Linked DNA regions of Homo sapiens: region 1 is linked to region 2. A link is a loop called in an ENCODE intact Hi-C map of the cell type or tissue named here. Cell type or tissue: endothelial cell of umbilical vein. All regions are shown on one strand. Links, peaks and the distances in the headings refer to the core of each region. The heading gives the core; the rest is flanking DNA. Region 1 has its middle 13 kb from the start of EXOC8. Region 2 overlaps GNPAT (glyceronephosphate O-acyltransferase).

Region 1 (2,922 bases), core at 103-2,602, 52 kb after region 2:
CCACTGCACATGCAGGCAGCCCACTCCAAGGGAACAATCGGGAGAAGGGACGCAAGACCCAGGAAGCATGCCAATGAATAAAACCCCAAGTCAAAAGGTCAGACGGTGCTCTTGATCTCTCAAGTCGTGTCTTTGGCCCTTTTCCAAGCATACTTTACTTCCCTTCCTGCTCTAAAGCATTTTAATAAACGTTCACTCCTGCTCTAAAACTGGCCTCAGTCTCTCCTCCTGCCTTATGTCCCGCAGTCAACTTCTTTTTGTCTGAGGAGGCAAGAATTGAGGTTGCTGCAGACTCATATGGATTTGCCATGGGGAACAAGACCCCACAGGTTAAGGGTTTCAATCCCATAAGACTGCCCCCACTTCAGATGCAGGTCACAAGTCCTGGGGTGTCCCAAAGCCACGTACACTTTTGCCCATCAGGGTATAAATTTGGGGCTTCCCATGACACTCCCTCTCCCTCTCCAAGGTTTGATAATTTCCTAGAATGACTCAAAGAACACAGGAAAGTGCTATATTTATAGCTACAGCTTTTATTGTAAAAGATACAACTCAGGAACAATCAAGTGGAGCATGCATAGGGTAAGATCTGGAGGGGGTGGGGGAAACAGGAGACTGTCCCTGTGGAGTCCAGGTGTGCCATCCTCCCAGTACATCAATATGTTCACCAACCAGGAAGCGACCCAATCCTCGATGTACAGTTCTTATTGAGGTTTCATTACATTGGCATGCTTGATTAAATCATTAGGCAAGTGATAAAATTCAACCTACAGTTTCTCCATCTCTTCTGTGGTGGTGGGGGGAAGCGGGGCAGGAAATTAACATTCCACTTCCATGATTATATGGTCAATTTTCTGGTGACCAGCCCCAATCCTGAAGATATCTAGGGGCCCAAATAGGAGTCACCTTATTAGCATAACAAAAACATCATTCAGGAAATGCCAAGGTTTTTTGAAGTTCTATGCCAGAAACCAAGAAAAAAGACCAGATATATTTTTTATTCTACTGCAGCCTTCAGATATATTCTTTGCATATATAATGTGTAAAGTAGTTCTAATTGTTCTCAGGGAAGGATTGGTCAGAAATGCCTAGGCCACCATAACCAGAAGCAAAATTCTCTTGCTAATCAATAAATCATATTAAATGAAAAAAGAAACAGCAAGAGAAAGAAGAGAATAAGAGAATGAAACACTGGAACAATAAAAAAGTGAATGAAACTGTAGGTAAAAAGAAAATAAACCATGAAGTGAGAAATGATTCTTTTAAAAGGAGAGAAAATGACAGCGGTGGAACAGTACTCTTGAGGCAAAGGTAAAACATTCAACATTTTTCATGATTACAGTTCTGCACCTTGCAAACTTCACTTTCCGCCTCTTTGAGGTCCCATCTTCCTTCGCAACCTAGGTAAGCCATCCAGTGAAATGTTTTTTGGCGATGGCAATGTTCTAAATCTGTGCTGTGCAGTATGGTAGTCACTAGCCACAGGTGGCTACTGGGCACTTGAAATGGGACTAGTGTAACTGAGGAGCTGCATTTAAACTTTCCATTTAATTGATAATTAACTTAAAATTTTTAAAATTGCACGTGGCTTCCATGTTGACAGTGCAATCTTAGAGGTTTCATCTTGTGACACAAGTTAGGAGCTTCTGAAGAAAGAACAGAGCCTCCACCACACCCAAATTCCCATAGCACCTTTCCCAGCTTAACACCACATAGCAAGGGCTGGAACTCTAGAATTGCAGAAATGTGACTAACATTTCCTTTGATATAGCTCAGGGTCTCTGCCTAAGTGTTACAACTCACAATTATGAATGAAAACATGATTTCTTTTTTCCAAAAGAGAAGCCAGGGGAAAAAGTTTTATATAATAACTAGAACAGACATATACAGAACAGTAACACCATCACTATTTGGAGAGATGAAAATGTCCTATATAGTGACTGGGTGTTGTTACATGGAGTAGATCCCTTTTTCAAAATTGGAGAGCTAAGATGTGTTCATTTCAATGTGTGTAAAGTTTATGTTCCAAAAAAATTGCAAAAAATAACCCCAGTGGGGATGGGGTGGAGAGTTGTTAGGTATAGTTGAAATAATAATGACAAAATACTGAGAATTGTTGAAGCTCGGTAATGGGTATATAGGGATTTATTATATCATTATGTTCCTTTTTATATGTTGAAATTTTTCCAAATAAAAAATCTTTAAAAATATGTATTCTCCAAATTAACACATACATATAGAAAAAAAGTGGCAGAAAGACACATTACAAAATGGAAAGAGTAAGTCTTATTTTTAAGACACCACGTGTATTTATTATTTCATGTTTTTAAAGGGTGATATATTCAAGCATTTTCTAAATGAAAATTCACATTTTTCCATCCCTCTCCCCATCTACTCAGTTCTACCTGCTGATACCTGTTCAGAATTTGTATGTAAGTATAAACAAATATTACTTACAATCTTATTTTCTCCTTTTCTACTCCTAAAGTAACATACTATACTATTGTTGTGCACCTTGCTTGCCATTTAACAACATATTTTAGAGATCTTGCCACATCAGTACATACAGGGCACATTCATTTTTAAGCTGCATAGTATTACATTGTATGCATGCACCAAAGTTTATTAAATAAATCTCCTATGGATACACCTTTGGGTAATTTCCAATCTTTTGCTGTGACAAAAAATGCTGCACAAAGTCTGTGAGCCTACTTTGGCTCAGGAGGCTTCCCAATTAAAACTATTTAATTAAAAAGAAAAAATGTTGCAATAAAACATCTTCATAAATCATACACATTTGTTTAATGAACACATTTCATGTATGAAGTACACAAATGTATTTGCAGGATAAATTCCCAGAAGTGGATTTCTGGGTCAAAGAACTACAATTTTGTACATTTTGTAACTTTAATGAATATTACC
Region 2 (2,860 bases), core at 361-2,860:
GGACCTGGAAATAATCTAAACCTTTCCTTCTATAAATATGGAAAATGAGGCCTAGAAAGTTGCATAATTACTGAGAGAAGGATCTGGCATTTGAGTACAGTTCTCCACTTCCTGGTCTGCGGCACTGTTTTGGCTGTGCCAGCTCCCTGATCCAGCAAAGGCAGGTGGGCAGATGAGCAGTCAGCAGTCGATGAGTACTCCCGAGATGCATGGTCTTGTTCTAATTGTATCAGGAGTATAAAAATGAGTACAGTACACGTCATGTTCACAGGAGCCTGTAGTCAAGGCCAGGGGGTTCTGTCAAGGCCCTATGTTAGAATTACTAGGGGAGTGAGCCCCACCCCAAAGTTTCTTCAGTTGACCTGGGGTATGGGCCAGCCATTGGTGTTTGGTTTTGGTTTTGGTTTTGGCTTTTCAAAGCTCCACAGTGATTCTAAGGAAAAGTGCTACAGATATAATAAAGATACCAGGAAATATGAATATAGAGGGAAATTAAGAAATCAGTACCTTTCCTTCCCTACTAGGGAGCCATGGGGTAGGGAAAAATGAAGCGTCCTGGCCTCTAAGGACTGTGATGTCTCGCTGAGTAGAAGCCTGGTTGTAGGTTAGAGTCAATCATTTAAAAACTATGCTAGGGCCGGGCGCAGTGGCTCACGCCTGTAATCCCAGCACTTTGGTAGGCCGTGGTAGGAGGATCACGATGTCAGGAGTTCGAGTCCAGCCTGACCAACATGGTGAAACCCTGTCTCTATTAAAATACAAAAATTAGCTGGGCATGGCGGCGAGTGCCTGTAATCCCAGCTACTTGGGAGGCTGAGGCTGGAGAATCGCTTGACCCCAGGAGGCGGAGGTTGCAGTGAGCCAAGATTGCACCATTGCACTCCAGCCTGGGTGACAGAGCGAGACTCCATCTCAAAAAACAAAAAACAAACTATGCTAGACCGTAGTTTGCTCTGTGGGTAAGATTTGGGTTTAATTTAGCTTCCCTCAGGGGACTTAATTCTTGTCCCTGTTACATGAATAAAATATGCCTTTGAAATACATTTTGTGATAGTAAGGACTTCCTGGTACTCCCTTAAAGTTTAAAGGGCAATGTTGTAATTTTACATGATGCATTTATTTCCAGAGGATGTCTACAGTTGCTTTCGCTTCCTACGTGATGTTTTTGCAGATGAGTTCATCTTCCTTCCAGGAAACACACTAAAGGTAAAGTGCTTACAACAAAGAGCAAGTATGTTTGCAGTGTGAGTTCTAGAAATGTTAGGGGTGAATTCACAGATGTGTCTCAGGCAGTGTGCCATCCCTTTCTTCAAGGCAAAGTGGGGCAGACTTCAAGAGAAACTGGGGCGCTCACAGTTCAGCAGACTCTAGTTTGATTCTTGATCAAGTTTAATTAATAACTTAGGGATTATATGGTGAGAGGAGAGTCATTCTTTGAACTATCAGTGTGGCCATTACAACTAAACTAACTTTATTTTAGTAAACGTTTAAAAATCAGCACACAGCCGGGCGCAGTGGCTCATGCCTGTAATCCCAGCACTTTGGGAGGCCGAGGCAGGCGGATCACGAGGTCAAGAGATCGAGACCATCCTGGCCAACATGGTGAAACCCCGTCTGTACTAAAAATACAAAAATTAGCTGGGCGTGGTGGCGCATGCCTGTAGTCCCAGCTACTCAGGAGGCTGAGGCTGAGGCAGGAGAATCACTTGAACCCGGGAGGTGGAGGTTGCTGTGAGCCAAGATTGTGCCACTGCACTCCAGCCTGGTGACAAGAGGAAGACTCCATCTCAAAAAAAAAGAAACCAAACACAACAAAATCAGCACACATTTTCCTGTTAGCAAGTTGTTAGAATGAGTCACCCAGGCAAGTGCCTTTTACTTTGAGAGTAGTGAGTGCTGGTCCTGCCTGGTCTAGACAGCTGAGGGGTCATCAGGCTCGCAGAGCTGGACTGCTGCTGGGTTGAAGTGGGAAGTGACAGTAGATGAGAGGCATGTTAGGTGTTTGTGTGCTTTAAGGATAAGAGGTTTGATTCTGTAGGGAGTGGAACAGGAGTGTTGGAAACTTTTTTTTTTTTTTTTTTTTTGAGGTGGAGTCTGGCTCTGTCGCTCAGGCTAGAGTGCAGTGGCGCAATCTCAGCTCACTGCAAGCTCTGCCTCCCGGGTTCACTCCATTCTCCTGCCTCAGCCTCCCAAGTAGCAGGGACTACAGGCGCCCACCACTACGCCCGGCTAATTTTTTATATTTTTAGTAGAGACGGGGTTTCACTGTGTTAGCCAGGATGGTCTCGATCTCCTGACTTCATGATCCGCCCGCCTCAGCCTCTCAAAGTGCTGGGATTACAGGCGTGAGCCACCGCGCCCAGCCAGAAATTTTTTAACCATAGCATAATTCTAAGTATTTTTAGGACTTGCTGTATGTATTTCCTATTTAAATTAAGGAGTGGTTCTGCAAAGTAAAAGAAAATCCATCACCCAGGTTGTGATTTGTAAGGCTCAGAAATGTTGTGTTTGAAAACATTTTGAATGTAGAGCAGATGCTTCTCTGGCTACTATCTCACAACCAGAATTGTTCTGGAGGTTGGGGAAATAGCTGGTATTCTGTTGTCTGAGGGCATGTGGCTGCATATATTCAGATAGGCAGTGTATCCATTAACCTAGATGAGGGGGTACATGTATTCAGATGGGCACTATACCCATTAACCTAGATGAACATTATGGCTTCCTCTTCCCTTCTAGGACTTTGAAGAAGGCTGTTACCTGCTTTGTAAAAGTGAAGCCATACAAGTGACTACGAAAGACATCCTAGTTACAGAGAAAGGAAATACTGTGTTAGAATTTTTAGTAGGACTCTTTAAACCTT

What was found. Hi-C counts contacts between places; a loop is a spot of excess contacts. Peaks named below come from ENCODE experiments on the same cell type or tissue, not always from the same donor. Only the 100,000 strongest peaks of a DNase experiment are listed, where the experiment ranks them.
Region 1: it touches region 2 in a loop (2.5-fold over the local background); 9 of 110 quality-filtered maps call a loop at or near these places.

The regions. Positions count from the first base shown.
Region 1 is chr1:231,323,390-231,326,311 of GRCh38, forward strand. No RefSeq gene overlaps it. Among named protein-coding and RNA genes, the nearest start is that of EXOC8, 13 kb to the right of the region's middle. In endothelial cell of umbilical vein, for the core only: no CTCF peak of the experiment used is centred there; no DNase peak of the experiment used is centred there.
Region 2 is chr1:231,271,186-231,274,045 of GRCh38, forward strand. It overlaps GNPAT (glyceronephosphate O-acyltransferase), which reads left to right. Exons shown (of 16, transcript NM_014236.4): 11 at 1,127-1,206; 12 at 2,737-2,860. Among named protein-coding and RNA genes, the nearest start is that of GNPAT, 31 kb to the left of the region's middle. In endothelial cell of umbilical vein, for the core only: no CTCF peak of the experiment used is centred there; DNase peaks (open chromatin) are centred at 1,196 and 1,906; H3K27ac peaks cover 1,925 bases.